Linked DNA regions of Mus musculus: regions 1 and 3 are each linked to region 2. The links are chromatin loops, found by intact Hi-C in ENCODE. Cell type or tissue: left cerebral cortex. All regions are shown on one strand.

What was found. Hi-C counts contacts between places; a loop is a spot of excess contacts. Peaks named below come from ENCODE experiments on the same cell type or tissue, not always from the same donor. Only the 100,000 strongest peaks of a DNase experiment are listed, where the experiment ranks them.
Region 1: it touches region 2 in a loop (2.6-fold over the local background); 2 of 42 quality-filtered maps call a loop at or near these places.
Region 3: a loop joins it to region 2, with 11 times the contacts of the local background. A loop is called at or near these places in 2 of 42 quality-filtered maps.

What each region holds. Positions count from the first base shown.
Region 1 is chr13:110,615,602-110,623,601 of GRCm38, forward strand. No RefSeq gene overlaps it. Among named protein-coding and RNA genes, the nearest start is that of Gm33045, 7.6 kb to the right of the region's middle. In left cerebral cortex, no CTCF peak of the experiment used is centred here; a DNase peak (open chromatin) is centred at 3,585; H3K27ac peaks cover 258 bases.
Region 2 is chr13:111,041,449-111,049,448 of GRCm38, forward strand. No RefSeq gene overlaps it. Among named protein-coding and RNA genes, the nearest start is that of 4930526H09Rik, 140 kb to the left of the region's middle. In left cerebral cortex, no CTCF peak of the experiment used is centred here; a DNase peak (open chromatin) is centred at 3,211; H3K27ac peaks cover 2,438 bases.
Region 3 is chr13:111,174,705-111,182,704 of GRCm38, forward strand. It overlaps the pseudogene Gm18315. Among named protein-coding and RNA genes, the nearest start is that of 3110015C05Rik, 51 kb to the right of the region's middle. In left cerebral cortex, no CTCF peak of the experiment used is centred here; DNase peaks (open chromatin) are centred at 2,587 and 4,670; H3K27ac peaks cover 1,787 bases.

The sequences.
Region 1 (8,000 bases), 430 kb before region 2:
TCCTTCTTGATGTCCTCTATCATCATCATGAAAAATGTTTTTAAATCTGGGTCTAGATTTTCGGTTGTGTTGGGGTGCCCAGGACTAGGTGGGGTGGGAGTGCTGCGTTCTGATGATGGTGAGTGGTCTTGATTTCTGTTAGTAGGATTCTTATGTTTGCCTTTCGCCATCTGGTAATCTCTGAAGCTAGCTGTTATAGTTGTCTCTGTTAAGAGCTTGTACTTCAGGTGACTCTGTTAGCCTCTATAAGCAAACCTGGGAGGGTAGCACTCTCCTTGGTTTCAGTGGGTAGAGTATTCTCTGCAGGAAAGCTCTCTTCTTGCAGGGAAGGTACCCAGATATCTGGTGTTCGAACCGGACTCCTGGCAGAAGTTGTGTTCCACTCACTAGAGGTCTTAGGATCCCGTGGGGAATCCCGTGTGGGCCCTTGCGGGTGTCAGGCAACTCCGCTGGCAAGGAAGCCCGGGACTCGAGTGGAGTGGAAGGGGCTTTTGCCCCGGGTCAGGCCCGGGTAGTCTGCTTCCCTATGTACCGCAGTCTCCCGGTTCCCCGCGATTGGATTGGGGCTGGCGCTGTGTTCCACTCACCAGAGGTCTTAGGATCCCGTGGAGAATCCTGTGTGGGCCCTTGCGGGTGTCAGGCAACTCCGCTGGCCAGGAAGCCCGGGGCTTGAGTGGAGCAGAAGGGGCTTTTTTCCCTTTCTTTTTTTGACCTTATCAGGAGCAGGGTCTGCTAGGATTTCAAGAAGTCAACTTTTGGCCCAGTGGGGTAATCATTTTCTACCTTCAGTAGCTTGAAGGAATCAAGTCTCCTAATAAACTTGACCTATGTGATTGGATTCTGTGCTAGGAGTGAGACAAAGTCATTGTGGAGAACATGTCAGTTCCTTCTTAAGCGTTTCCCTTCCCTTTGCGAAACACAGGGGTGACCAGTAGCTTGGAGCAATATTCTGCTTCCAGGAATCTCTCTGCTGCTTTCGATGAGGTTTCTAATCTGGGATGACCTTGTCTCAAGAAGCCCTTCTTAGGGTCGAGGGGGACAGTTAATAATTCCAGAAATGAGATGGACCCAAGAAAAGAATTGAGTTTTCTCAGCCTGTGAATTCTCTCTTTGGGTGACACTGGTTACCCAGCAAAAGATTCATTCAGGGAATTAAGCTTTAAGTTCATTCACTCACAGAGGTATGGGATATTGGAGGAGATCATTAAAAAATACTAATTCAATATTCATTCATTTGCAATTATAATCTAATTCTACCTACTGTTCTAGGATCCAGAAACCTGTACTTCAAGCACACATGTCTAAACACTTAGATGGTCTATGGTGTCACTCTGAGGGAGAACGCATATGATCATTAAACAAAAGGCATCCCTCTGATGGAGAGCCAAGCACAACCCACCTACAAGCGTGCTGGGAAGCAGAGTCATCTATAAGAAGGAAAAGGTGGAGAGTGAAACAAAGACTCTGGATTTCTCTTACAGCTGAATGATAGCACATGTCTGTTTGTCATTTCAGTGGGTTAAAGAGCAGAAGCCGATTTCTGCCCATTTCTGGTGAGTCAGGCTTAGGTATGGCTGTCTCCTTCTATGGCCATGGAGGAAATTGATTCCTGGCCTTTCTCCTACTTTGTGGCAGCCTCAGGCGTCCCTAGAATTCTCTCAGTGTTTTTACATCTTCCTGCACCTGGATGCCTGTCTGTCCCAAATTTTCTTTGTAAGAAAGTGCTACCAGTTACATAGGATTAGAGATATTCAATGATCTCATCTTAACACGATCAATTGAAAAGCTTCCATTTCTACATTGGATCCCATTCACACAGGGAGTTAGAATTCAATATCATTTTGGAATAGACAACTTAGATAACACCCGTAGTATAAGACTTTCATTTCCTTTTACACTGTAAAAAGTGCTAAAGCCATGGAAGGAACAGTATTTAAGCAGAAAACATGTAAACTGAGTTCTCCATTGATGTACCTCATCCTGTCTTTAAACTCCTACTCATTAAATCAGCTGGTATATTTACAAGAAGTCCTGTGGCAAAACAGACTCTCTCAAAACTTTAAGTTCACTGGAGAACATGTCCATTGTAGTCACTAAAGAGCCTTAGATTTGCTCTTCTTTGATCTGAAGAAGGGAGCCAGGTATTGAGAAAACAAAAAGTGATATGGATCAAATTAATGCATTGTGTGTGTGTAAGAGAGAGAGAGACAGACAGAGAGAGAGAGAGAGAGAGAGAGAGAGAGAGAGAGAGAGAGAGAGAGAGAGAGACTTTGAATGGAGATTAAAAATCTAAAGTTGAACGGATTTAAGGAACTTTATAACACAAAGAGGTAGTGATCTAACCGGCTATGTACTTAAAAGCCTCAGGGTGAAGCCTGAAGATACAGGACCGTGTTAGAAATATATAGAAAGTTTCAAGGTGGTGACAGTAGAGTACTCAATCTCCTCTAAAGCCTTTGCAAACACAGGCTGTTCTGTGACAGTCCCTATGCCTCCGGCCTATGAAGCCAATCCTGCTTCCAAGCCCAGGGCCTGGAAGATTCATCTCTACTGTGGCCTGAGACAGTCGTTTGCTTGGCTCTATTGATGAGTAGAATTTGCTGTAATACTATAGCACAGTGTGCAATACTTACACACTCCCTGGTCGAATGCAGGTGGTTTTGTTTGTAGTTTGGAGGAATTACGGAAAAAGTTGCTATCAGTATTGGTTTACAAACCCTTTTATTTACCTATGTTTACAGTTTCCATGGGGACATATTGAAAAGTGGAATTACTCAAGGAAGTATGTTTTAATTGTCTAAGAAAGAATGGCTGCGTATTTTTCACGCTATGAGGTGATGTAGAAAAGATATGGTGTCCACGTGTCTGACAATGCGGTCTTTTCAATGATAGCCTTTAGTTGGATGGATACATGCTTATCTCATTATAGGTCTGAATTGCTATCTCTAAGGGCTAACTTGTTGAGCTTTTTGGTTTTGTTTTGTTTTTTTTCTTTTTTTTCTTCTCATTTCACTCACTGTAATGAATGGTCAATCATTCTAAAGTTGTTTTTCTCCAAGTTTTAAATATATACTCCAGGAGCTCTAACGACGACTCCAGCACTTGAGAGCACTTGCTGCTCTTGCAGAAGTCTGAGGATTTCTTACCTTTATGACAGCTCACAACTACTTATAACTCCAGTGCCAGGAGATCGTATGCCTTTCTCCTGCTGCCACAGGTACTACGTGCACATAGGTAGTATGGTGCACATACACCCAATAAGTAAAGCATGCCTACACATAGAATAAAAATAAATAAGCATCAGATAATCTAGAGGCTCTGGGGGTCACAGCAGGATAGCCAGAACCCCTATGCATCTGTGCCAACTTTCTGTGGTCTCCCCACTATGGACAAGATCATTCTGGCATCCTTGTAGCAACTCGTGAATCATCATTTTCACTTGACCACTGAACACATGCATGGTTCACATTAGGACATCCTTTCTTCTGTGAGTGTTTCTAAATGCACAACACGAATCCACCATTCTAGCACGAGAGGGAACTGTTCCTCTGCCATAAGAATACCAGGTGCCTCGCCCACTTGCCTTCTGTTCCTCTAAAACTCCTGGGGGGGACCATTGTTCTTTTCCTGTCTCCACTCTTTCGCCTTGTTTTAGAATGCCAAGTAACTGTGATGATACAGTGTAGGCATTACAGAGTGGTTTCCTTCACTTGAGAGTACCTACCTTTACATTTCCATCTTGGCTTCTGTGGAGCAGTAGCTTGTCCTTTAAGTGAATGTATAGTAGCTCATTGTCTGGACGCTTATCGATTTATCTGTTGGAAAACATCATGGTTGCTTCTGTGATTTGGTGATTATGGACACAGCTGCTGTAAATGCCCACAGGCAAATTTTTAATGTCAATATAATCTTTGGTTAATTTGCTTTTTATTTACTTAAAAAAATAAAGCATTTAACTCCTTTTTGTTCAGTTTTTGCCTGGAGAGAAATTTAATTTCAGTATAAACCTTCTTACTCTATTTAATATTGGTAAGGAGAGATGATTCCTGAAAATAAGCCAGAGTGAATAATTTAAAATTTATAAAAGTGCTGGTTTCAGTTAGAACGGGTCATCTCATTTCTTCTGGGTCTCCTGCTCCATTGGAGTTCATAAGCTTCCTCTATTGGACTCCATGTTCCCAAGGAAGAGAAGGCAGCCGCACACAAAAAGCCTAGCCTTATCATTTACTTATCATAATTCATGCTGCAGTCCATGAAATCAGATCCCAAGACCAGTTCAGACTTCATGAGAAGAGGGGAATCTTTTCCTCTTACCATACTCCAAAGGCTGTACATTAAGAGGACATGAGTATGACAGTTTCTATAAAATGTGGGAATTTAGTAAGAGGAGATACTTAGAGAGGCTCCTGGTTAGCCAAGGCTCTGACACAGAAGTATGAAAGCAAGAGGCAGCTTTTTATTGCTATGCATGAAGGAATTTTGGTATTTCAAAAAGGGCATCTATATGAGTAGGTATACTCAAAGCATTCTGAAAATAGTATAATTTTAACTTTTAAAAGACAGGAAAGCAGCTGGGCAGATAGTGGATGCCTGAAACCTCAGCACTCTAGAGGCTGAGGTAGGCAGACTGAAAGTTTGAGGTCAGCCTGGGCTAAATAATGAAAGCCTATCTCAAAAAGCAAATAGATGAAATATAAATAAATAATAGCACAGAGAAAGACATAGCATGTAGTTTCCCTTATATTTGGAATATAAATATATTGGCCTCATGGGATCAGAGTACAGAACGGTAGACAGATAAGAGAGGATGGAGTGGAGTGTTGAGATCAAGAATGGGAAATGAAGTTCAAGACATTTGCCAGACGTCTCTGAATATAGCTAGCAGCCACTGCGCTGTAATTTCTTTGCATAAATGAATCCATCAGCGTGGGAAACTATGAGGTTCTAAACTTTAAGCGTTAGGTCCTGGTTGTTACTCATAAACCCCTGTCTCAGCATACTTCTATGCATATGCCTCTGGAAAAGAGTTTGGTAATCACTGACCAGTGTAGATTCACCAAGCTCACTTTCCCAACAGGACAGTGCTACTAGATTCACTTTTTTCTTAGCTAGCCTCTAATCAAAAACCAGCAGATCAAGAAAAGACTGCAGGAGTTATCACTGTATCTGATCTCAAGTTATACTGTAGGGCCTTAGTGAGAAAAACAACATGGTGCTAACACTGGCACATCGATCAGTGGAAGTGAATAGAAAAGAATATAGTGCCATGAAATGAGAACTAACCTATCTTTAACAAAGATGCCAAAAATAGCCATCAAAGAAGAAAGAACAACATCTTTAGTACATGGTGATGGGAAAATTGGGTTCATGTGGTAAAATTAAACTAAATCTGCATCTCTCACCTTGCACAAAATTCAACTCCAAATGGATCAAAGACTCAGCGGAAGACTCCATCCTCTGACACTGTTAGAGGAAAATATTTGGGATTTCACTTCAACTTAAAGGTGCAGGTAAGGACCGTCAAACGTACTCACGTTGCTCAGGAAGTAAAACTCGGAAGTGTAAAATGGGATCTCATGAAGCCGAAGGGCAGCTGTCCATCAAAGGAAGCAGTCAGTCATGTGAAGAGGTACCCATAGAAAATGCTTGTTAACTATCTACCTGATGACGTTGTCTAAAATATATAAAGAACAAAAAACAACAGCAAAAACCCAAACAAACAAACAAATCACCAAGAAAGGAGCCAATTGAAAAAATGGGCTTTGAAATTGAACATAATATCCTCATAAGAAGGAATACAAAGAGTTAACAAATACATAAGGAATATTTAAGATCCTAACCCATTAGAGAAAGGCATATTAAGACCACTTTGTGATTCCATTTACCCCACTCAGAATGGCTGTCATTAGGAATACAAACGCTGGCATACATGAGAGGAAAGGAGAGCCCTTGTGGAAGTAGGAACTAGTGCAGCCAGTCTAGAAACCACTCTGGATGTTTCTAAAACAACAAGCTAGCACTAAATCTACCATATGCCCCAGCTCCTGGGCATGTACCCAACGACCTTTGTTTTAATAGAGATACTTGAACATCCATATTCACTGCTGCTCTCTTTACAATAGCTAGGGGATGGAATCAGCCTAGATGCCCAACATCTGGTGAATGGATAATTATAATACAGTACATATGCACAATGGAGTATTACTCAGCTGCAAGAAAAGTGAAATTTACAAGGAAAATGGATGGAACTGAAAAAAAAATCTGAATGAGGTCATGCAAATCCAGAAAGACAAATGCCACACCTTCCCTCTCATGAGGGTGCTTGATTCAGTTGTTTTGTTTTGTATGTTTAACATGGAGTACATATACAAACAGAGAGACTGGAAATGGTCCACTGATGGAGGTGCACCTAGGGAGGAGGGATACAATGGAGGTGAAATGAAAGCAGAGGGGCTAATACCTGGGGGCAGAAGGGTTCAAGCAGGAGGAGGAATGATGGGGATTGGAAAATGAGGGGCCAAGAGAAGCTTTTACCAAAACGTGTGCAGGAACAAGTGCCTTAGGAAGGCATTTGACCTTGCAATGCAAGTGAAAAAGACATAATAGCAGAACATATGTATCAACCTGACAAGGTAGGACCATTCAGAAAGAGAAAACTTCAACTAAGGAAATACCAGATGGACCTATGGGCAAATCTGTCAGGCATTGTTTTGATTAATGATTTTCTATTAGAAGGTTCATCCCAGAAGTGATTGTCTCAGTTTCTATTTCTTCTGTGACACACCCTGACCGCAAAGCAAGTTGTGGAGAAAGGGTTTATTGGGCCTACAGTACCACAGTATAGTCTATAAGTGAAGAACCAATGGCAGAAACTCAAGCAGAGAACTGGAGGCAGAAGCTGATGCAGAGGCCATGAATGGGTGCTGTTAACTGCCTTGCTCCCCATGGCTTGCTCAGCCTGCTTTATTATAGAACTTAGGACCACCAGCGCAGAGATGACCTTGCCCACAATGGGCTGAGCTCTCCCTTTAATCACTAATTAAGAAAATGCTCTATAGCCTGGCCCACAGCCCTCTCTTAGAGAGGAATTTTTCTTAACTAAGGTTCCCTCCTCTCAAACGACTGTGTTTTCTGTCAAGTTGACATACCTCTAGCCAGCACACTGATGATGCCAACCTTGGGTAGGTGGCCCTGAGTTGTACGAGAAAGCAAGCTGAACAGGTCATGAGAAGAAAGCCACCCACAAAGCAGCATTCCTCTATGACCTTGGCTTCAGTCCCTGCCTCCAGGTTCCAGCTATGAGTTTCTGATAAGACTTCCTTTGATGACTGTTATATGAAAGTATAGGAGAAATAAACCCTCCCACCCCCAAGTTGTTTTGATCATGGTGGTTTTATCACAGCACTAGGAACCCTAATGAAAACATCATATAATGTGAGAGAATAGGAAGAATGTATGGGGAACTAGTGACTTAAATAGGGATGAAAATGGGGGTAAGGGGTTGAGGTACAGGGAGTGGGGTTCCCTGAAGAGAGATGCTTTATGAGACTCACTAATTTGTCAGTTAATTCAGAAACATGACGCTGAACATGGGTGAATGATAGTGCTCCCAGAAACCACGGGCTATTACATGGAAATCTTAATACCAGGCAGATGTTATTCCTTATAAGTACACATCGGAGGTTCGAGGAGCTGTTTTCTTAGTTGTATCTGACACTTGCTCCAGAGGAGGGAGTAGGCTTGGTATATAAATATGGTCAAACCCATGGCCAGGGGAAGACCTTTTGATGCTATTATTCTAACTTCCTATGCTGTCCAACAGCTGTCTGTATGTTTGTGTCTGTATCTGCAAATTGATGCTGAGCCCAACCTGGATCAGAGAACTTCTTCTTGCAGAAAGTAGTGCATTGCTGATCTAAGTGCTGAGAAGGTGACCGTGAGTTTTCAGCTATAGATGGCACACCTACATCAACCCTCTCTCTGCAAGGGTTATGGAACAA
Region 2 (8,000 bases):
ATAAAATATACATGATGTCTTTACACTGATCTCACTATCTCTAACAGTGCTGAACTGTGGCAACTGCCTCTTCATTCCTCATTCCCTCCAAGCTAGAAGCACTAATATATGGCACATCCTTTTTATCAGGTGCATCCCTGACTAAAGCTTTCAACAGGTTATTTCCTTTCACAGCAAATATTACTCAGTTGCCTGGTGTTTAGTCCCAAATGCAGCCCCACCCTTCCACCCAGGGCATCATTTTCCTTACATCTCACTTGCATCTCATGTGGTGCTTTTTCTCTTCTTCTCTTCACGTACAGTATCTTCTTTCCTCAGGACATTTTTTCCACTGATGCTGCTTAGCCAAGGCCAAGTCCATTTCCTGCATAAAGCCTCTCTGAATTACACTTGTTTCCAATTATCGACCTCTGCTCTAAAACCCCAAAGCATCAATTCAGAGTTCCATTTCTGACACACTGTCCTTTGTGTTTTTCTTAGACCTGTTGTTGTCAATCTTAAACTGCACTCTTCTGCATGCATCCAAACTGTGGCCTATGAGTGACATCAGAGTGTAAGTGTCAAGAGACACCACAGAACACGAGGAAAACATTTTCTCAGGGGTTCTGTAAGTACCTTTTCAATTATAAGCAAGAGAAATAAATCCAAGTAAAATAGGATTTTGAGAATGGAAAACAGCCTTGTCTCTGGAATGTAAGGGATCTAGTACTGCCATCAGTTCATGGCTCATTAGCCTCTGTGTCCCAGATAGGCATTTCCCATATCTGAGGAGAGATAACCACAGGTATCACATAGCTATCTGTCCTTGAGCAATGGCTCAAGAATGGGAGAAAGACATTCCTTTCTAACGCTGGGGATACAACTTTCCCTGTAATTGGTTAGAAACCCACTCCTAGACCAATTGCCACATTACTATGCTTAGAGTTTGTAAGTGTCAGGTATGAACCATAATCTTCTGTGCTAGGTGTTTAAAGTGCAGTGCTGTTGAAAAAGGAGAAAACCTGGATTCTTGTACATCGTATAGGCTTCCATCTAGTGCATGTATTCTTAGAAATGGCTACTTCCAATGCATACAATAACCATGCTGAAAGTTTGTAAAGAAACCTCTATGTAGGTTGTCATCGTGGTGTTTCTTCATCTTTGGATAAATTTTCATGTATCAAGGAGGAGATAGAATCCAGGCAGCTACAGGAGCCAGCCAGCTTCCCCCACTGTGTTACCGTGATGAGTCTAGATGACAGTGAGGCCCTGCAACTTCTGACAGCTTCTTCAGCTTGGGGTGCATTGGATGCATCCTTGTCAGAGTGTGAACAGCTGCCATGACCTTTCTGCATGTATGCCTCACATGCCTATTTACTTTCCTTCAGAAAAAAAAATTTCTCTTGTTTTCAATTTTCTTTATGCTTACTAATGAAGCTGGAAAAACATATGGTATGAACTTATGAAATGTGACTACTCAGGCATTGCAGTATAAAAAGGGTTAAAACAACCTCCTGAAATTATTACAAGTCCCAAATTCCAAAAGCCAAGTTTTGGCTCATTTTCAAGAATAAGGCCTTGATTTCTCTATGATAAAATCATTCATATGACCACATAAGCCAAATGCTTTAATTTAAACAACAACAACAACAACAAAAAACCCCATGACTATATAGGATTTAAAATACCCTGGAAATATTTTAGCATAATTGGAATCCTGGACAAATTTTATGGTATTTCCTGTACCTTTTCAGAATTCATGAGAATTTCAGAACTATGAGAATTCATAGTTCACAATGCAGAATACAGTTGGGTGCTTCCTGGACTCTGAGCATATTATTGTAGAGAAATCAAATAAATAAAAAAATATTTTCCTGAAAAGTTTTTTCCTTATAAAATTTCAGAGGAATTAGCCTCATGAAAAGCAGAAGTCATTCTCTCCTGCTAAACTCACAACTGGAGTTTCCAGAGCTGAACTGACGTCTGTAATAAAGATTAGTGTTTATTTCGTAGGTGACATGTTTATACTTTGATCGTTAAAAACATGTCTACATTAAACAGCCAGGACCTGATTGGGCTTCCTATTAAAATGGAGGCAATAACCTTAGCTTCCTTAAATCACCTCTCCCCATGCTCACACCACTGCTGAGGCGCAGATACTCTCACTTTGCTCTTCTAACTTTTGATTTCCATGACCAGGGTCAGCAGTTATGTGAGCCATTGGGCTCTGGGGCTGATGCTACTGTTTAAAACTCAGCCCCATTGGCATGACTCAATTCAAGGTTGTAGTGGGGACAAGCACTTCTCCCTTCTAGATTCAATGATGACTCTATGACCTTATGACCTGGATCCTCAGGAGATCAAGCCTTGGCCACACTGAAGAAAGGTCTGTTTTGTGGCATGTGGTTTCCTTCCTGGGTTTGGGTTTTAGGTTACAGTCTCAAATTTCAATGTGAGATGTCACTCCTGCACCTTGGGGAGGATGTGGTGTGTGGTGCATGTAAAAGGAAGAGATAAAACTCTTCTAACCAAAACGGTGTCACCAATAACATAGGATTAATTACAAAAGGGGTACAGTGAGAAATGGACAAGGTATTCGGCTAATGAAACTCAGCGTGTTATTTTATTCATAAATAGCACACAATGGGTAGAACTTAGCATGCTATTTTATTAGTAAATAATACACAAAGAGTAAAATTTACCTGCAGGATTTGGAAGAGTTGCCAAGATGGTATTAATGTAATGATCCCCCCCCCTCACACACACACACACACACACCCTTCCATTCCAAGCAGCAATCTATTATTTCAAAATCTTTACTTTGGCTTCTGTGTTCTATTCAAACACACTCTATTTTTCTCATGGCTGGACTCTATCCTCTTCCAAACAAGTCCACTCAATTAGGAGTTGATTTTTAACTGGGTAGGAAGTTTTTAAGAGATAAAGGGTCTAGGACTAACAAAGGACCAGCCTTGGATGATAGAAGCGTGCTCTGCAGACCTGAGCCATTTGGCACGTAGCCTCTCCACTTCGTTTTCTCCCTCTTTCTCACTGCACAGCACACCAGCTCTCAGGCTGAACCGTTCCCAGGATGTTATCTTGCTTCCCCAGCACTGTGACTCCAGGTCTAATTTATGCTTCTCTGGGTAACCGTGTGCGGAGGCTTGTCATCAGCCTTGCTCTCCAAGCAAAGCCAACTGCCGTCTGCTAGGCACTTGGTGAGCACATTATGTACACATAATAAGATGTTGTTCCCTCCACACAGATGCATGAGGCTAAAAAAAAAATAGCATTATCATAACATCTTCCAGCTTAGCTATTTTGAGGCTGCTGCACCCCCATATTACAAAGCCTCGCTATTTATACGATCATGCATATGGAAGACCCACCCCTCCAGGGAGATGTCAGTCCAGTGTGCTCAGAGACAAAAATTATAGGCCCCCAAACTTAAACATAAACTCATCCTGGCTGCTTATCTTGGTTGAATGCCAGCCAAGTTTATTAATAATTTTTAAGTAAGAAAGAAACAAAGCGATTTTAATTTGATAGAAGATAAGGAAGCAACATGAACAAGAGCTATAGCCAAACTCAGCCCAAAAGGTGAACCTCCTGGGCCATAGGAAATGGGGAAGAGAGCCAAAGAGCTGCCTGTGCTGGCCCTGGCTGGGCTATGACTTACAAGTGACGATGGCTGGGTTCCTTTTCTAGGACTCATAGTTCACCGAGATATCAAGTGAAAGTGTATCTTTTTTATTGGATATTTTCTTTATTTACATTTTAAATATTACCCCCTCTCCCAGTTCCCCCCTCCTGGAAACCCTCTATCCAATCGTCCCTCCCCCTGCTTCTATAAGGGTGTTCCTCCACCCACCCACCCACTGTCAACTCCTTGTCCTCGATTCTCCTACAGCGGGGCATCTATAGAGCCTTCATAGGACCAAGGGCATCTCCTCCCATTGATACCTGACAAGGCCATCCTCTGCTACATGTGCTGCTGACGCCTTGAGTCCCTCCTTGTGTACTCTTTGGTTGGTGGTTTAGTCCCTGGGAGTTCTGGGGTTAGGGGAGTGGGGACTTCTGTTTGGTTGAGATTGCTGTTCTTCCTATGGGGTTGCAAACCCTTCAGCTCCTTCAGTCCTTTCTCTAACTCCTCCATTGGGGACCCCATGCTCAGTCCAATGGTTGGCTGTGAGCATCTGCCTCTGTATTTGTAAGGCTCTGGCAGGGCCTCTCAGGAGACAGCTATTTCAGGCTCCTTTCAGCATGCACTTCTTGGCATCCACAATAGTGTCCCACCTGGAGATCTATCCCATATACAGTTACCAAACCCAGACCCTATTGTGGATGCCAAAAAGTGAAGGCGCACCTTTACTGGCATGAAACCTTCTGAGTGGTCTTAACATAGTCTGCAGGAAAGCAATAGGGACACAAACCACATTGGCCTGACTTTTCAGATTCCATGAAGAATTTCTTCTCCAGAAGAATCGGACCCATTGTGAGGAAGCCTATTTTTATTAGCCCATCACAGCAGAAAGGTAAGTGATTTCATGCCTGTCTTCCAAGAAACTGCAAGACACTCATGCATGCTATTAGCTCAACTAGCAAAGACAGACAGGACAGTCATAGGGAAGGGCTGGGTGCATAGCATCAGTTCTCAACCTTCCTAACACTGTGACCCTTTAGTACAGTTCTACATCTCGTGTGACCCCCCCCAACCATTGTAGCTGTAATTTTGCTATTGTTATGAATCAGAATGTAAATATCTGTGTTTTCCAATAGTCTTAGGTGACCCCTGTGAAAGGGTGGTTAGATCCCCTCAGGGGCCAGTACCCATAGGTTAAGAGCCACTGATATATATTTATTTTATCCAAGTAGACCTGTGGGAGGAAGACTGTCTTATTGAACTAAGTGAAACAGCTCCTGTACAAAGGTTCAGGGGACACTGTGGAAGAAGGAGAGAAAACACTGTAAAAGCCAGAGGATCAGGGAGTTTGCTGTGAGATTGCATCTCTTAGGAATATCAGAAGTTACATCCGTAAAGTCTCATCAACACGCTGTCTACACGTGAGCTGGACAGGGACAACAGCAATAGACATGCTAAAGCAGATAGGAAAAAAACAGTACGCTTCAACTTTACACAACAAACTACAGGCAACTAAGGAATGCCGAGAGTGGGAGAAAGAGTCTTTCCCAGAGAAGAACACGCTAACTGGTTACCTAAAAGTAAATGGTCAGCCCTGTATATACATGCACACACGCACACACACACACGCACACACACACCCCAACACTTACAGTTTTAAAAAGCCAAGAATCTGAAAGAGGACAATGAGTATAGAAGAGGGCTTGGATTGCAGAAACTGCTTGGACTGCAGAAACCGAGGTAATTATAATCTCAAAACATAAATGATAATTGTTTTAAAGATTCTGGTTCTAGGTTCTATATGTGACTTACTCTCTATTACATAAAACTTAAAGCCTCGTTGTCAAAAGCAAAAGTAAGTAATCTCTTTTCACAAATTAAAGAATCTAAAATATATTTCTTATAAATGAAACTCCCCACCAGAAGAGCCTTATAGCCTGTCAGAAAACCATGCTAAATAAGGTCGAAGTTTACCATTGCCATATAGCCTTCTGGTCTTGGCCAAAAATGATGGACTTCCTTCACTAGCAGGGCTGCCCCTTCTCTGACCTTGCCTGGGGAATTCAAAAACCCACACACACCTCTTCCTGCAGAATGTCACATAGCCTTAGTTAGATAACAGCTTCGATTTCCTTTCTCCTGCTAATAGCCTGTTCAGCTAGCACCTGAGATTCCAGAAATGCCTCTTTATGCTAATGAGGCATCTCGGTACTGTAAGCCTTCAACCAATGACCTTTGCTCATCCTGGATATTCTGACACCCTACTCCAAACTATATAAGTCTTGATCATTCCCAAGTAAAGTTGATCTGACTCCCCACAGCTGGTCCCAGTGTCATCATCTCTGTACCTACTCACTGGCCTTCTGAACCTCCACCATCCGTCACCTCTGCTTCCTTTGCCCTCATAGACCAATATCCACCACTGATCCCCTGAGACAGGGAGGGTCATAGATGGCACCCAACCTGGAGCCCTGGAACATGCTGGAAATTTGTGAGTACCCCCTCAAACCAAAGAGGGTAGTGGCATCTTGTCTGGCCATACTGACCTGAGGATCGGCTCCCTCTCCTTTCATTTCTTTGCTATATATTCGATCTGCACATTTGTGGACTGGAAACGGTTTGTGAAACATCTGACAGTTCTTGCTGGGGACAACTCCCTGATATCAGCCAAAGCTTGCCCTATCCTCTTTCCAGACTTCCCAGCCAGACAGGCCCTAGCTCTCCTTTGAATCTTTCCACTGTCACATGTGACCTAACACCAGTTCTGGCCCCATTTTCCACCTCTGAATTTGTACTCCTGGATTCAGTTATTATTACCTCACTAATAAAATCTTCTAGGTGCTGGAACTGACTTGAGGGGCTCCTCAATGAGGCCTAGTTTTCATGGTACTCTACGATATCATGCAATGAGCATCCAAAGAAGGGTAGCAGCTAACAGTCCTGCCAGCTATGATGCTGGTGAACCGTAAAACCACCAGAATGGCGTGGTAACCCAATGGGGTATCGACAGACTCTCTCACTGGAATTAGGACCTTAAAGAGAGAGACTCCAGTGTGGGGTGCAAGAGACCAGATAGAACACTGCCACTCAGAAAGACACTAGATCACTACTTCACTCTTCAGCCAAAGCATGTGCTAGAAGAAATCAGATCTGCTATTTCTGGGAAGAAGGTGAGATGCTGTTATGGTGGGGACCTGAGGAAGCAGACCTTGCTGTTGGCCTGTCAGCCTTCATAACATCATTCCACATCAGAGGATAACACTTTGTCACATCTCTCTGTTTAGCTAAGAGTTTCTCAGACGTCCTTTGGAAAGACAGAACCCTGACTTCTTCTGCGATTGCAAAGACCAATTTATCTGTCAAGAGCAAGATGAACTAGCCATATAAGCTCTCAAAATGGGAAAGATACATGGTGTGTCTCTTTGTTTGAGTGAGAGATGATTGCCTTTTGCCCTGACAAAGAACAGCTCTTCTGGAATTTGAAAATGCTAGATTTTTTTTTTCAAGCCATAAACTGTATTATGCTTCATTCATAATGCATACCTTCTCCCAATTCCCTTAACTTCTTGCAGGATGTAGGAGCAAAACAAAATTAGTGGATCTCAAACTTAGTTGCATATTAAAATCACATGAAAACTTTCGAAATTCCCCAGTCAAGCAACATCCCAGACCAATTAAACCAGAAAACTCTAGGGTGTGTGACAGAGGACTTTAGAGGCTTCAGAGCTTGCTGGGGTGGGGTTGGGGGTGTTACAGGAAGGAGCGCAGAACGAAGACCCCTGCCTGAAGCACACAGATATCCTCTGTGGCACGTCTCATGTGAACCTAAGAATTATGATTAAATATGAGCAACAATGCATTTAACAAGTATTTCTCGACATTGTCTTGGCTTTTCACTATTCTTTTTTTAATTGATTTTTATTTATACGTATTGATGTTTTGCCTGCTTGATACATGTATCTCAGTGTGAAGGAGTCAGATCTTGGAGTTACAGATAGTTTTGAGCTGCCATTTGGATGCTGGGAATTGAACTCAGGCCCTTTGGAAGAGCATTCAGTGCTCTTAACTGCTGAGCCATCTCTTCAGCTCTCTCTATAGTATTATTACCTCACTAATAAAATCTGCTAGGTGCTGGAACTGACCTGAGGGGCTCCTCAATGAGGCCTAGTTTTCATGGTACTCTACGATATCATGCAATGATATGAATGGGGGCTAATATCTTCTGATTTGGATAGATGGAACGATGCTGCCTTTTCTTCTTTGTGGCTTATAGAATAATATGTATAATAGCCCAATCTCATTTTAAAACATGCAAATTCATGATGATACTGGAAGAGCCCCTTTCTCCATTGTCACGAGGGTTTTCATTGGCCTTAGG
Region 3 (8,000 bases), 130 kb after region 2:
TGTCAGTGGGGAGGTTGAGACGGCTTCTTTCTCACTCAATCAGAAATTCCCTGGTAGAGTCTTTGCAAGAGCGCAGCGAAGATCATCTTCCACAACTCTGCTTCTGCACTTAGACTTGGTAACAAACAAGATGGAGAACTCTGCTTCACGGAGATGGGTTGTTAGAAATGGAATCTAACCAGTACCCCAGAGCTCTTGACTCTAGCTGCATATGTATCAAAAGATGGCCTAGTCGGCCATCACTGGAAAGAGAGGCCCATTGGACACGCAAACTTTATATGCCCCAGTACAGGGGAACGCCAGGGCCAAAAAGGGGGAGTGGGTGGGTAGGGGAGTGGGTGGGTAGGGGAGTGGGGGTGGGTGGGTATGGGGGACTTTTGGTATAGCATTGGAAATGTAAATGAGCTAAATACCTAATAAAAATGGAAAAAAAAAAAGAAATGGAATCTAAGAGGCAATACCATCTCGGACAGAACAGTATGGTTGCAAGCACTTGATCCAAAATTTTGTCGCTGGCATTGTAGAGAAGTCGGTTCTTGCTAAATCACTGTTAATAAGTTGAATGCACTCCTTCCGTGCTGTCTCAGAAGCATCTTCAGATGTAACTGTGAATGGGCTTTTGGCGAGTGCAAATGAAGTGTCTGCTGGACTTGGAAAATGCACTCCATGCATATCCAAGTGTTCTTCCACAGAAACTATCATCATGATCCTTTTGTCCATATTCCTCAAAGAAAGAACATGTAACATGTAAATTTTATTTTCATATTCTCTCTCCCTCTCCCCCTCCCCCTCCCCCTCCCCCTCCCCCCCCTCCCCCCCCCCAAGCTAAAGTTGTAACTGGAATGACCAGATGTTTTCAGACATCGCGGCATTGTTGTATTTGGTCCCCACAGTGATAAATGTAACTCATTCAAGATGGCAGAGAATCCAACCAAGTGAGCTACTTCTACAACTCACTTCTATCACTGAAAAGTGCTGAGGTCTTGCTTTCTGATTAAAAAAAAATGTCTTGAGTTCATCACAAAGCTCTAAAATGCGTTTTAAAACGTTTCCTCTGGACAACCATCTCACTTCACTAAGATGAAACAGCAGAACTTTATTCGTGCCTTCAGCTTATAGCGCAGCTTCAGAAACCCTCAATTGCTCAAAGTTCTCAGCTTTACAAAATTGACAGAACTTAGGACACTTTACATTGCCTCTTGTAACTCTTGTGGCCTTCATTGCTAATATTTGTTGATGAACCATACAGTGAATTCTAACGACTTATGGTACCAAACATTGGAATACAGATCACCATCCCAGGATACCTGGCGCACCCCACTTGTGTGAATACCACAAACCTTTCCTGGGAGATCCTATGCTCTTCAGAAATTAACCAAGTGTGTCAAATATATCACATCCAGTAGTTCTTGTTTCAAAGTTACTCATCTTTCATCTTTAAAGATGCCATCATTAATATACCTCAAGTAAACCAATAACTGTGGACAGTGTACCATGTCTGTTCAGTCATCAAGCTGGATACTAAATACTGTTGGTGAAACAGATTTCATTTCCAGGGTTATCTGATCAAGAGAATCAGCAGACACATCATCTCTTCATCTCTTCTCCTGAAGACAGTGTCATTAGATAGGAAAATTGCACTCAAGTGGGTAACAAATTTGCCTCCAATCATGCCTTGAGTTATGTCTTTGGACACTGGCAACAGTATGTCCTCAGCAAAGGTGATAGGTTTCATGGCTCCAGCAATCCTGCGTGCCACCACACAAGGCTTCAAAGTCTGCTGTGTTCTGTTTGTGGTACCTGCCACCAGCATCAAGTCTGGCTTTCTTGAATCTATCAGCTTTGCTTCTGAAATAGTGCGATTTCCTTGTCAGCAAAGCTCAGGTGCTGGCTATCAAAATGGCTTAGTTTGTTCAGCTTTGTAGAATTGACTGATAGGACTTTAAAACCAAACAACACATTCCAGGTTCTTAATTCCCACTATAATTATTGAGGTAAAACCATACTATAAAATCCTCACTATATTTCCTTTTTAACATTCTTCTCTACACAATCCATTGTCATGGAGTGGTTTCCTAATGAAAATAATATGTAACAATAGCTTTAGTAGTACAAAAGATGATTCGTGGCATTGTTCAGTCAATACAGTTATTTAATGACTCTAATAACTGTCATTCGGTGTTGGTTTTTATGTTTGTTTGTTTGTTTACATACCTGTTACACTCCCAAGGGAGTAGCATTCACATCATCCACGACTCAACATATAAAGATATATCAGCATCCAGATTAGGTTCCCATGGATTTTTTTACAATAGTTGACAATTGTACAGTGAATGATTTTATATCGCCTAGTAACTGAATGAAGTATCATTTGACCTCAAATGCTACTGTCTGTAACACATTGCTAGTGGCTGCTCTCTACACTGTGTGACTGGCCCGCATAAGTACATTGTACTGCTAACCCTGTCACATACACCTGTATTTATTTGGGGTATATGCGATGGGTTGATGTGATGATGTCCCCAGGCTGGGTATGAGGGTGTATGTGCATGTGGGTGGATCCAGCTGGACACGGAGAGAGGAGCCAAGTCTCAGTTCCTAAGACTGTTGGAAATATGTTTTTAAATTGTCTTAGGTGACCACTGTGAAAGAGTTGGTCAACCTCAGGGGGTTGAGAGCCTCTGATGTGTTGGGCACTTAAAATTTCCTTGAACTATTCACACAAATATGTAATGTGGAGAAGCCTTCTTTATCATGAGGACACAATCTTTCACTATATGAACTTACCACAGTTGTCTTAAATAATCCTCTGTTGGCCAGCAGTAAGCTCTCTGTTGTTCCACCATTACAAACAACATTATATTAAACAAATCTGTGACTGTGTCCCAGTACCCCTCTGAGAGTATGCCACAGTGGGGGTACTCAGGACACTTGACTGGTCAGAGGAAACTACATATATGCTATTGTAACAGACACTACAAATTTCATTTTCTTAAAAGTCATCAGTATTCCTTCCCGAGTAGGAGGGTACGTATCTTTTTTCAAACCTCTGGCCAAGTCATACAGAAATAATGAACACTAACAAACTGTGTTGCTCACATGATAGACAAAAGAATAGTGCTGAGGGCCTTAACTCAGCGATCTGCAATTCCTAGCAAGAGCAGGCATTTATCAACTGACTATGTGGCATTTGTGTTTCTGTCCTCTGGCTTGCTCCTAACACTTCCATGCTTTTACATAGAATGTATAGTTCTCATTGGCATGCCAATATTCTATATGTCTTAGAGCTTAAGCCTCCAGCTATCTAGCAAATTGCACATGTATGCCTTCTCTTGATCCTAGTCGTGACATTTATAGTGAGTTCCTTTATGGATTAAAAAAATAAATAAATGTTATGTGGTAAAGTATATGTATGATTTCAATCCCCTAAGAATTCCAACAGTTGGAAATTGGAAGAAAACAACCCCCTCTCCTTGGCCCAGCATCTGGGACTTCTCTTTGTCCATCTCTTACTTGCTGGGTTGAATATCTGATAGTTTCATTTCATCTGGAAATGGTTTGACTTTGGAAATGTTTCTTGAATTATTTTAAAACTCCACTCAGCCTATTCTCCCAGTTCCCACTTTCTGGTCTGTCCCGCGGACTTGTTGGCCCTGTAAACTGACTCTCTTCTAATCTACCTTTTATTCCTCTTGATAAATGATTACTGAGAAACTATCAGTCTTGCCTTTCAATACTTCTACTACTTTAGAATTCTGATTTTTATTTAACTTTTTGGATGGAGGTTTTGCTTGCTTGCTTTAAGCAGAGTGTCACCGTATAGTCCAGGATGACCTGGAAATCTCCTTATAGCCTGGCTCAGCACAAATTCATGATCTTCCTGTCCAGGTTTACATACCAGGCTAAGTCTGAAATTTGTTTTCCTACTTTTAATTTTAGATTATCATCTCTCTTTTAAATGCTTTACTTTAGCTTTTGGGTGTTATTACATAAATGGAATGCCTTCTCTTCAGAGGATATTAATGAAAGTAACTAGATTTTTTTAAAGTTTTCAACTTTTTTATACTTTCTGTTTTCTAGTTTTTAATATTTTCTTCAAGTTACTTGTTTCTCCTTTTTTTCCGTATACTGTAGTTTTCATATCAGGGGCTTTCTTAAATATCTAGGGATTCTCAACATTCACTCCCTTTAAAGGGGAGGACTTGCAAATCTGTGTAGGTGTTTTGCGCATGCAAAAATATTAACATCTTAGCAAATTCTTTCAGCATTTGCCTTTGTCTCTCGTGTTGAAATTATTTGGAATCACGTTTTAGAGCTATCATGATACACTAACTTTGCTTACAGACTGACAGTAAGGATGTCTCCCCGTATCACTCTCTCTTCCTACCTTGCAACAAATATCTGAGTATTTCCTGTGCTTGCAGCATTGTTAGAGGAGCCTGTCCTTATGCAGCTTGCAGAATCATGGTGGAAGCAGGCTGATCATGGATCTAAACAACAGCCAGGGGGGTTATGTTCTCTATAAAATAAACCAACGTAAGGAGCAAGAAAGGAGAAGAGCGATACTTTAAATAATATGGCTGAAGAAGAGCTTTTTATAGAATTACATCTGCGCAAAGACCTACATTGTGTAACGAGGCAAGCTGTGCACGCTAAGTTGTCAGCTGTGAGCACCACTCTTCCTCAAGCCTTCCCTCACTCTGCTGTGCCACTGAGCCAGGAAGTCCACGTGTCTGGGCTTCTTTCTGCTCCTATGACAACACTAAGAAGAGGTCAAGTGCAGGGGGGAAGAAACAGGCTTGTGCCAGTGACATCCATTGGCCTTACTCTGTGCCCCATCACCTAAAAGAAGCTGTTGGTTTAGAAGGATAATGTGACCTACAGAAAACCCAGTGAAAGCCACATCTGGCAAAAGCATCTTGTCGGACAAGAGTGCCAGCCTACAAGCTGTTAGATATGTTCCCAAACACTAGCCAATAAAAGATGTCCCTGCTCTAGTTAGAATGTTGTGGCTAGACAACAGAATGTGTGAGTCGAGGCTAGAAGGCTGTCTCCCCTTAACTTTTTAACACTCATGAGTAGTCCATTGCCTCTCTGAAGCTTCAGGATTGGTAGGACGGTGGAACTCTGGGCTGAGGCAGAAGCTGGTCCACCCAGAACAAGACAAGTGTTCCACTTCAGAAAATTGTAGCTGGCCACTGGCCATTTAAGTTCTCTCAGACCCACCAAGCATTCATCAAAGTACAGTATTAGTCTCCAGATTTAAAATGCACTTTAATTATCAAAGTACATTAGGGTCACTACTGAGCACAGGAATAGAAAAATAAAACCTGGGAGTATTTGCTAGAGCATGTTCGACCTTATCCATGTGCTGTAATAAAAGCAATTCCACCTTAATTTAGACTCTGATCACTCAAACCCTAAAGAAGCAAATTACAATCAAGAGGGCCCAGACCGCTCAACAAAGACAGACCAATCATCTCACCAGAAAAAAAAGACTGAAAGTCTTCTCTAATTCAATTCTGTCCTTTGGTTGGGTGCAAATATCTGCATCTGACTCTTTTAGCTGCTTGTTGGGACTTTTGGAGGGTAGTCATGATAGCCCTTTTTTGTGAGCACTCCATAGCCTCAGTAATAGTGTCAGGCCTTGGGACCTCCCTTTGAGCTGGATCCTACTTTGGGCCTGTTGCTGGACCAAGCATATCTTTTTTTTCTGGTGAGAAGGGCGATCCTGTAGGAGAACCAGCAGTTTCAATTAATCTGGACCCCTGAGATTTCTCAAACACTGGACCACCAAACAGACAGCATATACCAGATGATATGAGACCACCAACACACATACAGTAGAGGACATCTGGGTCTGTGTTCATTCAGAGATGATGCACCTAACCCTCAAGAGGCCGGAAGCCCCAGGGAATTTAGAGGTCAGATGGGGTGAGGAGTGGAGACAGCCGCATAGATACAGGATGTGGAGGGGAGGAGGTGTGGGATGTAGAGCAGTTGGAAGGTGGATGGGAAGGGCAGGGAATAGAATATGGAATGTAAAAAAAATTAAATTAAAAATAAAATAATTTTTTTAAAAAAGAGAAAAAGAGTTCCCATACAAAGGGAAGAACATAGAAGAAAACAGCTGTACACTCTAACTTCAGCTTCCCGAGCAGGTAAAGAGGTAAGAGTAAGAATAGCTCCAGATTTCCTGTATATTGTATTTGGCTTTGGGGATTAAAATGAGAGCTTTTGTTTAAAGTAGTAGGACAGAAAATAATGGATGTGAAGAAGGCTATGTAAAATATAAAGTCAAAATAAGATGTGATAGGAGAGAGAGGGAGAGAGAGAGAGAGAGACAGAGAGAGAGAGAGAGAGAGAGCGTGCACTCAGAGAATCAAAATGGCACTGTTACCACATGGAAAACATGCAGAGACCTAAGTAGAGTTAGAGCCCCATTCACAGTGCTGCTGAAAGATCCCAGTGAAAACAGAGAATGAGACAATGGATTTACCTAGGTGTCAATCACTAAGGACCAAGGAAAGGTCCATTTAAATGGAATATTTATTTTTAAATATTATTAATTTTAAATACAATTAAATAAATATTAATTCATTAAAAATAAGTTAACATGGATTATATGAAGAATAGAAAGAATAAAGGATATTAATATCTTTTCTAGTAATGTTTGTTAAAGAAGGAATCATGGGAGATTCTTGTCCAGTTCCAAGAACAACTCAAGGTGGGTACAGTGTTAAGGACGAATTTCTTCAGCATGAGGATATTGTATTTTAGTAGGCTTTAGGGAATGGTGTGGTACAGAAGAGATAACGGTGCATGGGAAATGAAGACCTCTTCAGAGACAATCCTGGAGCAGCATGGTCTGGGGCCTACATGAAGACATGAACTATGAGCATAACTCTTTCCACCCTTGGTAAGAAAAGTCATGAGTACAGCAGAGCAGGTTGAGGAGAGGGGTAGTCTGGACCATCCAAAGATATTTCTAGTCATCTTTTATTTTCAACCACAGTGGACACAAATATGACACCTGAGCAAGAAGGTTGGGTTGGAAGAGATCCGAAGATTTAAAGAGGAGGAAAAGTATTTTAAACACTCATTAGGAAAATGGAAAGGAAGGTTGGTCAGAGGTGTATATTAGAACTATCGAGCAATAGTCACAGTATGTGTGAAATTTATCACCATGGAGTCAGTCTCATTGTAAGATGATGCTCACTTTATTGTGTTTTGCTGCTTCAATGTGAGCATAACAAAGTTACAAACTTAACTGAGTTTTATTTTGTTTTTCAGAAAGAAAAAAAGCAAAGAAAAGCTAGAATGTAATGGAGGTTCAGGTGGTAGAAGAGCGTGATCCTGGGAGGATCTCAGCTGGGTGGGAAGACCTGTGAGTCCTGCACAGCCAACTCAACACCGAGGCATGAATCGAAACATCAAACACCGAAAGCATCAGTGTTAAAAGACACGGGTTAAATATCATGAAAGGGTCAAACTCGTGTGTCAGAGGACACCATCAACAGAAGGACGTGTTTGCAGGCCACATCTAGACTTCTATGAACTCTAAAAACTCAACAACAAATGGCAAACAATTGAATTTTTAAAATGGGCAAAGGACAAAAATAGCCATTCATCAAATGGATATGCAAATGGTCAATAAATACACAAAAAGATGATTAGCATCACCGGTTATCACAGAAATGCAAATGAAGACCTCGAGAGAACTGCTCAAACACACTTAGCTGTTTATAACACAGGTGTTGTCAAATAGGCAGATAAAATGGCACCAAGACTGTAAATTAATTGATCTCTGCAGAAAGCAATTTGGCGGCTCTTCAAAAATTGGAACTGAGGCATTGTCTGACCCAACCACTGCATTCCTGTGTGTGTCCAAAAGCACTGAAAAGGGGCTCTCAAGTACTTGCAGGATGTTCATAGTGGCATGGCTCACACCGCTGTTTAACGGATGTACAGTCCCAGTATTAATGGGAAACCTCTGGCTT